Linked DNA regions of Homo sapiens: region 2 is linked to region 1. A link is a loop called in an ENCODE intact Hi-C map of the cell type or tissue named here. Cell type or tissue: GM12878. All regions are shown on one strand. Links, peaks and the distances in the headings refer to the core of each region. The heading gives the core; the rest is flanking DNA. Region 1 overlaps RYR3 (ryanodine receptor 3). Region 2 overlaps RYR3 (ryanodine receptor 3).

The links. Hi-C counts contacts between places; a loop is a spot of excess contacts. Peaks named below come from ENCODE experiments on the same cell type or tissue, not always from the same donor. Only the 100,000 strongest peaks of a DNase experiment are listed, where the experiment ranks them.
Region 2: a loop joins it to region 1, with 5 times the contacts of the local background. A loop is called at or near these places in 2 of 110 quality-filtered maps.

What each region holds. Positions count from the first base shown.
Region 1 is chr15:33,778,237-33,783,616 of GRCh38, reverse strand. It overlaps RYR3 (ryanodine receptor 3), which reads right to left. Exons shown (of 104, transcript NM_001036.6): 65 at 3,276-3,406. Among named protein-coding and RNA genes, the nearest start is that of CHRM5, 190 kb to the left of the region's middle. In GM12878, for the core only: no CTCF peak of the experiment used is centred there; a DNase peak (open chromatin) is centred at 3,070.
Region 2 is chr15:33,824,746-33,830,125 of GRCh38, reverse strand. RYR3 (ryanodine receptor 3) reads right to left here. Exons shown (of 104, transcript NM_001036.6): 82 at 4,450-4,523; 83 at 3,857-3,874; 84 at 3,374-3,454; 85 at 2,839-2,927. Among named protein-coding and RNA genes, the nearest start is that of CHRM5, 140 kb to the left of the region's middle. In GM12878, for the core only: no CTCF peak of the experiment used is centred there; no DNase peak of the experiment used is centred there.

The sequences.
Region 1 (5,380 bases), core at 291-5,290:
CGTTTGTTTAAATGTCACATAGACAATACATCATCATGAACACTTTTTGCCCGCTGCCTAAGAAAAACAGAGTTGCTTGAGGTTGCTGCACTGGAGCCATTATAATGACCTTTAAAAGTTATTTATACGTAATTGGCCCTTGAGTGGAACAAACATTTGTGATTCAGGGTGTTTTGTATTTCAAATGCCACAGCATAAACCCACAGAATGAATTCCGAGTTAGCTGCTAGAAAAACAGCCTCAGCTGTGTCCTCTTAGAATCAGACGCAAGACTGTTAGGGGGAATCTTTAGAATCACTGTCCTTTTAACTTCTAGATCAATAATTCTCAAAGTGCAATCCTCCTACCAGCAGCACCAGCATCACCTGGAGACCGGCTGAAAATGCAAATTCCTGGGCCTCACTCCAAACTGACTTACTGCATTAGAAACCCTAGGGGTGGGGCTCAACAGTCTTGAACAAGCCTCCCGGGTGATTCTGATGCGCGTTAGAATTCAAGAATCACCAGATTAGATTCTAAAGTCTTGTGTGCCTCACTTTAGCACCTCTTCTCTTTGCAACACAGACAGATGGCTTACATTAGAATTGGAATAATCAACCAAAGAGAAAAGAGTTCCAATAGGGTACAGAAGAAAAGCAAACTGACTGGTAATAGGATGCTTTGGTCTGACATCTAGTGTTCTGATTAATAGATCACTGCCACCCATAACTAAGGATTTAACTAGTTTTGAATAACTGACTCATAACAGTATTAAACTTTTTCTAGGTATATCTTAATAATTTTTGGATAAGGAAGAAAATGCACCAGGATGTTATAGGGCATCAAAGATACTAATCTGAGTAATTCTGCTGGCAAAGCATCAAGTGTCAATTAATAGAGATGCCCAATTAACTGAAGACATGATAAATCAGTTCATACTGTATTTCTAAATCACAGGCTCACATCACCTGTCACCTTATACATTCCTCCCCGCCCTTTATCCCTCAGGCCACCCACTTTGTAATGAATGAAGTCTACCTTCTTACAGCTCATTAAGCCAACAGTCATTCTCCGGCTCTAGATAAACTTTTTAAGAGCCATATACACGGTCAGCATCCACTCTTTGCTAAAGCCAGTGATGAAAGACATGGGCTCAGGGGAGCTGGACATAGAGTCCCATAGTGTGTCGCTAATGGATAAAGGACTGTGTCATCTCTAATTACAACCTTGTCTCTTTTCTTCCTTTGGAATATGCAATGGTGGGGAGTCATTTTTTATTTATGAATATGTCTTATCAAATCAATGCAAAGGTATATAGAATGAAAAGGAACACTTTTCAAATAGCTCTTGGGAAGGAGCACAATGCAAGAGACTAATTCCCCTCCCTCCCAAAGCTAACCTAGGCTTTCCTCTATCTTTGTCACATCCTCATTTCACCCTGCTACTGTGCCTTTATGAACTAAAGAGCAGAGGCAGTTTCTCTCTTTCCCCAGGTGAAGCTCTACACAGTGCTGGTATAGAGACAGAGATACACTATTTCTCAAGTCACAGTTGAAGCAGAATAAATGTATACATATCCAGAACTGTCATGACTGGGCCCCATGTCCCTTTGGAGTCAGGAAGCAACACCTGGGCTGGCATTTGCCTGGAGATGTCACAGCCACTTCTCAACTTCACCAAAGTCTGCTCTGCTGCTCAGCTTCCACTTTGGTGGAAAGCCAGGACTCATTTGGAATCAGGAGTGGGAAGTAAAAAAAAGGTTGGAAATCCCCCCCCCCTTTTTTTTTTTTTGCTAATTTCAAAGGGAAGAAAGGGTGAGATGAGGCTGAAGCGGTTGAGGAAAGGTTAACTTATAGATTTCATACGGGACTTTGGAAAGTTGAGGCATCTTGGCAATGTTTCTCTTGACTACCTCTGAGAACACTAGTCTCCACTGTATTCTAGCTCAGTGAAAGATTTTTATTAGTGGCCTTATCTGAATTGTCCTGGTGATCATTTCTGGGGGGCAATGTGCTCCTCTTACCTGAAGTAACAAGAAGCGAGTGGGAATAAAGCTGCCATGGCTTAGCACTTCGCATTTTTAGATGAAAAAAACAGCAGTGGCAAAGAAAAGTGTGGCATGAGCCCTTTCTTGCTCAGAATGCTTCTTCCTTAAATCTCATGGCAGTTTGAGAAAGGGGGCTTGAACTAAATGGAATTGCTACCACGTCCAGACATCTACTGGTAGTGTATAGCAATATTTTAAGAAAACATTGGTTCTGAATAGAAAAAGCTCTGGTTGAAAATAATTTACTGTAGCTTGTTTTCCCTTAATATTGATTAGCCTACAGTTGGGTAATTTTTGCTTCAGAATAGATGGAATCATCGCAGTTCTTTCTAGTTGGAGTCCAAGCTTGATTCAAGGCTCCTACTTGAAGCTCCTCTATTCTATTCCCTTATCCTTAGGCAGGATCACAATTAACCCAGATACAAGCACCCTCCAGAAGCAGATTTACAACCTGCCTTGGATTTTAGTTCCAGGATCATTTTACAAAAGAGGGTGGAAAACGTTTCCTGTAGAGGGCCAGATAGTAAATATTTTAGGCCTCGCGGGCCAAACTTTCCTGCCTCTACTCAACTCTGCCATTGTCGTGCTAAAGCAGCCACAGACCAAATGTACGTAAGTAGGTGTGGTTGTGTTCAAATAAAACTTTATTTACAAAAATAGGCAGGGGGCCAAATTTGCCCTGTGGTCATAGTTTGCCACCCTGTTGTGGAACCTAGCGTGTCAATATGTTTGCTAAGAAATATTCTTTCTTGTACACTTTCTCTTCCTTTTGGTGCTTTTCTATGTCTTATCTTCCATGAGGACAAAAATGTGTCATCAGCATCTTTAGAAGCACGCCTCTCCATGGACTTGAAGAGTATAACTGGGTTATTACTGTGGATGTGCACCTTCTGATACCACTCTGGAGAGGCACTGCAAAAAAGGAGTCACATCCCCAGGTGCAGAGGGGGAACTGAAACCCAGAGCAGACAAGAGACCCTGAGGTCTTAGGATGGAAAGGATTTCAAAATCAGCAACACTGACTCCTCACTTTAGAGAAGAGGAAACCAAAGCCTAATTATAACAAAGCCTTGCCCATGCTTATTTCTCCAGTAAGATGCAGACCTGCAACCTAGTCCCTAACCTCACCTCCTGGCTCCTCTCAGACCAAGAAAGCCACAGTGCTGCAGGGCTGCTGCTCCCTGCCTGTGTGGCTCCTCTCCTCTCAGCACATGAAATGGGTTGATGACCTTTGAGGGGAGATACTTACTAGACCTCTCCCTGGGGGTTTTGGTGTTGAAGACCGAGAGTGGATTGTAGCGATTAAGGGTGGGCTCCAGGAATGCCACTGGTATGGCAGCTGCCAGCGAGGCCAGACATTCTCCAAGGGCAGGGCGTTGCCTGGAAACAAAGAAGTCCATTGAGAAGTGTGGCCCCCCACATGCTGGCCCCATGCATTGGCAGATCAGGCCTTCCCCATAGATTAATCCATGGACATCCCTAGGCACTAGGCTCAGCAAGCTTGCATGCACTTCTTCCCCTCCTCTTTCTCTAGACACTAACCAATGCTCTCACTGCTTAGATCCTAGTTCTTTTTTTTTGAGACGGAGTCTTGCTCTGTCACCCAGGCTGGAGTGCAGTGGCGCGATATCAGCTCACTGCAAGCTCCGCCTCCCAGGTTCACGCCATTCTCCTGCCTCAGCCTCCCGAGTAGCTGGCACTACATGCGCCCACCACCATGCCCGGTTAATTTCTTTTTCTATTTTTTTTTTTAGTAGAGACGGGGTTTCGCCATGTTGGCCAGGATGGTCTCGATCTCCTGACCTTGTGATCTGCCCGCCTCGGCCTCCCAAAGTGCTGGGACTACAGGCGTGAGCCACCACGCCCGGCCAGATCCTAGTTCTTAACTGGTTAAGATGATATAACACACTGTGCGGCTTTGTCCCTCTCTCCCAGCATGTGTGAGAGCAAGTTCTGCTGGTATCCAAATTGAGATGGATCCTTCCCTGTTCTCAAAAATGCTTTGAAATCTGTGTAATTTCTCTGTGTCTCTTCTCTGCTATGGATGGAGCCTGTGTCCACTAGTGGGAACAGTAGGTAGCACACCAAAGCACCAATGAGACACAAAAATAAAAGACCTGCCCTTACAACAGAAACAATAGGTCCTAAAACCTACTGCTTGATTTACAGGAGAGACCTCAGATAACGGTTACTCCTTTCCCTCTTTTGTACAAATAGTTGACTGTCCACCATATCTTAAGGTCTGGTTCTTAAGTCTTCCTGTGAAGCAAGCAAACAAACAAAAACAAAAGGCTTGAGATCACACCATTGCACTCCAGCCTTGGTGACAGGGCAAGACTCCAACTCAAAAAGAAAAAAAAAGAAAAGAAAAGAAAAATTGTGATCTTAACTGGTCTTGAAGAAAAATGACTGCACAAGACTATGATAGAATCTGCAGACAGCAAATCTAGGGTATATAGAAGTGCTCTCCTTGAGATATAAATCTGCTGAACTAGAGAGAAGGAGGAGGGAAGGGTGGGTGAGTTGGCAGAAAGCTGTGCATTCCTTCGAAAAGCCACCCAGTCTTCATTCAAGTTACCAAACATATTTTAAAAAGTGATCTTTTAAATTACTATAAGGGGAAGTTAATATATGTGGTTTTATGTTTTATCTTCTTCTTAGGCTTGGCTGATAGCCTACTTGGCTATGAAGCATTTGAGCCGATAACTTCAAAATCAGCCCCCAGTCAGCAACACTGGATTGACAGGTCCTCAGTCAGGCAATCTCTTCTTAGCTGATGGCTCAGTCTTGTCCTTTGGATAAATGTTTGACTGCTAAAACCTCCCCACCCAGGACTGCTCCAGAGGCAGAGTGGAGGCCCTTGGACAAACCAGTCCTATTGTGCCCTGTGTATCAATGCTGCCCAGAGACGGAGACTGCTGAGACGCAGGTGATATTGGCGAAGCTTTCACAATGCAGCTTCACTTCTGGGCAGGCCCCAGGCCAGGCCTATTCCCCTGCCTTTCCTCCTCAGCACCTGCTCTTCCCCGATTATTTCTCTTCTTTACTAAGTTCCAGGTGGTGGCCAGGTGTGGGAAGAGGGGCATCATTTTAACTTCAGACCTGAGTTGCCAATTCCCTCGGTGACAACTGAGGATAGTGAGTGCCTCTACATATCAAATACAGGCATTCACAAGAGGCAATTTTTTTCAGCTAAGAGTTTTACCATCTTTACCACAGTGGCCAATGAGGAGAAATATGGTGTTTTCTCTCTTCAGTCTTGCTTTGTGAATTGGAGGAAGAAATAAGGAGATAAATTGTGAAAGGACAAGAAAGGCCACAGGGAGAGCATTGGGAAAGAAAACCTGGATGAAA
Region 2 (5,380 bases), core at 107-5,106, 47 kb before region 1:
TTCTCAAACCTTGCCACTCCTTATCAACTAAGTTTACAATTTTAAATCCCTTTTTGGCATTTCAACAATGTTTAGAGCATCTTCACCAGGAAGACTCCATCTCAAGAAACCACTTTCTTTGCTCATCCATGAGAGGAAACTCTTCGTTTGTCAAAGTTTGATCATGAGATTGCAGCAATTCAGGTTCATGTTCTTCAGGCTCCACTACTAATTCTAGTTCTCTTGCTATTTCCAACACGTCTGCATTTATTTCCTCCACTGAAGTCTCAAACCCCTCCAAATCACCCACAAGGGTTGCAATCAACTTCCTCAAGTCCTGTTAATGTTGATATTTGACCTTCTCCCATGAATCAAAATTTTTTTTTTTTTTTTTTGAGACAGAGTCTCGCTCTGTTGCCCAGGCTGGAGTGCAGCGGCGCAATCTGGCTCACTGCAAGCTCCGCCTCCCGGGTTCACGCCATTCTCCTGCCTCAGCCTCCCGAGTAGCTGGGACTACAGGCACCCGCCACCATGCCCGGCTAATTTTTTTTTTTGTATTTTTAGTAGAGATGGGGTTTCACCGTGTTAGCCAGGATGGTCTCGATCTCCTGACCTTGTGATCCTCCTGCCTTGGCCTCCCAAAGTCCTAGGATTACAGATGCGAGCCACTGGGCCTGGCCCACAATGTTTTTTAATGACATCTACAATGTTGAATCCTTTCCAGAAGGTTTTCAACTTACCGTGCCCAGATCCATCAGAGGAATCACTATCTGTAGCAGCTGTAGCCTTACGAAATGCATTTCTTAAAAAATAAGACTTGCAAGTCAAAATTACTCCTTGATCCATGGGCTGCAGAATAAATCTTGTATTAGCAGGCATGAAAAAAAGATTCATTTCCTTGTATATCTCCATCAGAGCTCTTGGAACCAGGTGCATAGTCAACAACAGTAATATTTTGAAAGGAATCTTTTTTTTTTTCTGAGCAGTTGGTGTCAACAGTGGGCTTAAAATAGTAAATCATGCTGTAAACAGATGACAATCCAAGCTTTGTTTTTCCATACATAGAGCATGGGCAGAGTAGATTTACCATAATTCTTAAGGGCCCTAGGATTTTTGGAATGGTAAACGAGCAGTGGCTTCAACTTAAAGCTACCAGCTGGGCTGCCCCTAATAAGAAAGTCAGCCTGTCCTTTGAAGCTCTGAAGTGAGGTATTGGCTTGTCCTCTCTAACTATGAAAGTCCTAGATGGTATCTCTCTTCTAGGAGAAGGCTGTTTCATGTACGTGGGAAATCTGTTGTTTAGTGTGACCACCTTCATCAATTATCCTAGATAGATCTTCTGGGTAACTTGCTGCAGCTTCTATATCTGCACTTGCTGCTTTACCTTACACTTTTGTTTTGGAGATGACTTCTTTCCCTAAACCTCATGAACCAAACTCTGCTAGCTTCAAACTGTTCTTTGGCAGCTTCCTTACCTCTCTCAGCCTTCATAGAATTGAAGAGAGTTAGAGCCCTGCTCTAGATTAGATTGTGGCTTATGAGAATGTTGTGGCTGGTTTGACCTTTTATCCAGACCACTCGCACTGTCCCCATTTCAGTAATGAGGGTGTTTTGCTTTCTTATCATTCATATGCTCACTGAGGCAGCCCTTTTAATGTCCTTTAATAACTTTTTCTTTGCATAGCTTGGCTGTTTAGTGCAAGGGGCCTAGCCTTTGGCCTGTCTTAGCTTTCAACATGCCTTCCTTACTAAGCTTAATCATTTCCAGCTTTTGATTTAAAGTGGGAGATGTGTGACTCTTCCTTTCACTTGAACACTTGGAGGCCACTGTAGGGAAATTAACTGACCTAACTTCAATACTGTTATGTCTCAGGGAATAGGAAGGCCTGAGGAGAAGGAGGGAGATGGAGGAACAGTTGGTGGAATGGTGAGAACACATGCAACATTAAGTTTGCTGTCTTACAAGGGCATAGTTCATGGCACCCCAAAACAATTACAATAGTAACATCGAAGATCACTGATCACAGATCACCATAATAGATATAATAGTGAAAAGTTGGAAATATTGTGAGAATCATCAAAATGTGACAGAGACACCAAGTGAGTAAATGCTGTTGGTAAAACGGCACAGATAGACTTGCTTGATGCAGGGTTACCACAAACCTTCGATTTGTAAAACACACAGCATCTGTGAAGCACAATAATACCAACTGCAATAAAATGAGGTATGCCTGTATCCAACCTCTCAATCTTTACTACCACCCTATGGCATAGGTCCTACCCCTTTTACTGATGAAAAAACTGGAACACAGGCACATTAAACATATTGCTCTAGGTTACAAACCAGTAAGTGGCAGAACCAGGATGAGGAATCAGCAAAGAGGAAAAAAATCCCTTTTTGTTAATAGGTTTGTGTAGATTTTTTCAATATAATTTGGGCTTCCTTGAAACAAACCATCTGACTTCTCAACACGAACTTGTAAACTCATCCTATTCCTATCATCTCGTGTAAGTCTTTTTTTCTAGTGAAATCTGTTCTCATTCACAGGTTATTTTAGAGCTCTTGGTTGTGTTATAGCTCTTGGTTGTTTTATAGCAACACAGATTGGTTTTCACTGGCAAAACTAAAGTAAACCAGCATTTCATAACAGACGATTTGGTGTTTAACCACGTCTCCCACTTCTGTCTTCAAATATACTCTTTGGGCACTGGACTTCCCATGCATCTGTGGATACACGTTACAACGCCTTCCTTATAGGGGCTTGACTGTATCCTGGGCTGTCCCTGACCCTGTGTAACTGTGTTTATCTTCTGGAAGCAAAGGTGAGAGGTCCCATTGTCCAAGGCCCTCCCACTCACCTGCAGACGCAGAAGGTAGTCCACAGTGCTGATGATGACATTCACGGTGGTGGTGTTGCCCATCTGAGTCCGCAGGAAGTTCTGAAAGTCTGAGAGCACCAGTGCTGGGTCAGAGCTTGTCCCTGCCATGCCGAGGGGGCCAAGCATGCCCTCTCAGCTGAGCTCAGATAAGACATTCTATGTGAAAAGGCTTACAAGAATACCATGTTTGGGTCATGGCAGATCCTGCAGGGCAGAGCTCTGCTCTGAGCACCCCCCCAACCTGCGGACACCAGAAACTGGACTTAACGAGCCCCAAGGGGCTAGATGGAAAGGGCTGGGTATTTAGATTTCTCATCTGAAGATTCTGGAAGCAGCTTAGCCTTGGTGGCACTAAATATCACTAGCCATGATATTTACATAGTTTCTTATTGAGGAACGCATTAACTGATGTCCTTGAGTTAACAACTAGTTGCATCAAATGGGGCATACTGAACGGAATTCTAGTTTTGCCCGAGTGCTGTGTTTCCTTGGCAGATCAATCTGTTCCACTCACCACTGTTATGTCCCTCACAAAGTAACTGTAGGAATCTAAAGAGATCACGCGTGAACTCGTCATTCTGGAGTACTTTTTCACCTTGAAAACACAGAACGTTGATGAGCATTGGTTTGGCTTCTCACCAGAGAATACTTTCTAATGTAAATGACTACACAGATGATAAAGGAGTTGTGTCAGAATGGTTTGGAAAAGGAACTTTGGATGAATGGTGAAAAGCCCAATTAAACTGAGCTGGGCTGCAAGGCACAATGCCCAATAAATGCATTTGTAATGAAGACAACTGGATAAGGAGAGTAAATGGCTCACGGTCCATAACCCATGCTTTACAGATGGAAGACACTTCTTTAATTAAGTACCAAACTGCTGAGTTCAACTCAACATGCAACTACCAAGCCTAAAATGTTTCTGTGCTGAGGCAATTAAATGAGATCTCCTAGGATTCACACACGGTAGGAACTCAGGCCAGAAACTGAAACTTACCACGTTCCCGAACAATGACTGGTAATGAGAGAAAAACAGAAGAATAGAAAGTAAGAAAACTGTAAACATCATGATAAACTGTCTTTAGTTAAAACTGGCTATGTGAACACATCCATCCTAGATGATAGCTTTATTAAAGCTACCGATGGAAGCATTTTACTGAAACAGAGCAAGTCCTTGCATACTAAGCAAAGACATGAGCTCTGACCAGAAATAGGTAATTAAGATTTTAAATGGCCAGGTGCGGTGGCTCACGCCTGTAATTCCAGCACTATGGGAGGCTAAGGTGGGGTGGATCACCTGAGGTCAGGAGTTCAAGACCAGCCTGGCCAACATGATGAAATGCTGCCTCTACTAAAAATACAAAAAATTAGCTGGCTGTGGTGGTGGGAGCCTGTAATCCCATCTACTCGGGAGGATGAGGCAGGAGAAGTGCTTGAACCCAGGAGACAGAGGTTGCAGTGAGGTGAGATCGCGCCACTGCAGTCCAGCCTGAGCAACAAGAGCGAAACTCTGTATGGGGAAAAAAAAAAAAAAAAAAAAAAAGATTTTAATCAGGAAGAGAATGGCCTTCACATTCATTAGTTACTTACGTGTTCCTTCTTCAGTCACCATCCCCAGGCCTTCAGCTTTATTCTGCCTCTCAAATGCATTCAAATCAAGGACACTTTTAATAGACAGAAAGAAACAAGGTTCAGGGCTACGCACGCTGGGAAAGCAGATTTCTAATGTTAATGTACCTATCGACTAAGCATATCCTGCCCCTGTGTTATCGTAAATAAACTAACACATTCCAGGGTGGTTGCAAGTCTAATGATTCCTTGGTTTTGTGCCGAGCAGTGTTGTCTTAGGTGCCTATAGCTCACAGACTTTGTTACATACAGGTAGAGGGGTCATGAACACTTACGGTGACTCTCATTGTCTGTCCAGTTTGAGTCTTTTGGTGAAGACTCAAGGTCTTCACTTTGATGTGAAGGTTTAGAAAAGTTTTCCAAATAAAGAAGGAATAATCTGTTTTTAAGATTTCTCGAGGGAAAGTTTACTTTAAACAGCACTGATTAATGTTTGCCTCCCACCTTTACCTACTTTCTCTGAGAATCACATGGAATTGTGGTTTCCAGAGCTTAGGATGAGCTACAAACTTCCAGATTTCAAAGGGCCACGCCCTTTTATGATTCTACATCATGCAAAAGCCTATGGAAGCTGAGGTTCCGCTTTCCACAGGGAATGGTGCCTCCAGGTATTCCTGAATTTATGACAAGTTGGCCTTCATTTTTGTCCCTACTCCCCACAACCTTCCTAGTCACAGCCACTGCCAAATTTTACTCAGCCAGGAAGCCATAGTGCAACCACAAAGCTTGCTGATGAGACCACTATATGATCATGTTATTTCTAAGTGGGGCTCATTCCATTTTACTAACGGAGTCTAACTTATTCCCCAATCTGAAAGGTTTCATAGAACATAGAACATAGCTCTTAGGAAAGTTTATGGCTAAGTCCATTAAGACTCTGCAAAACTTAGCT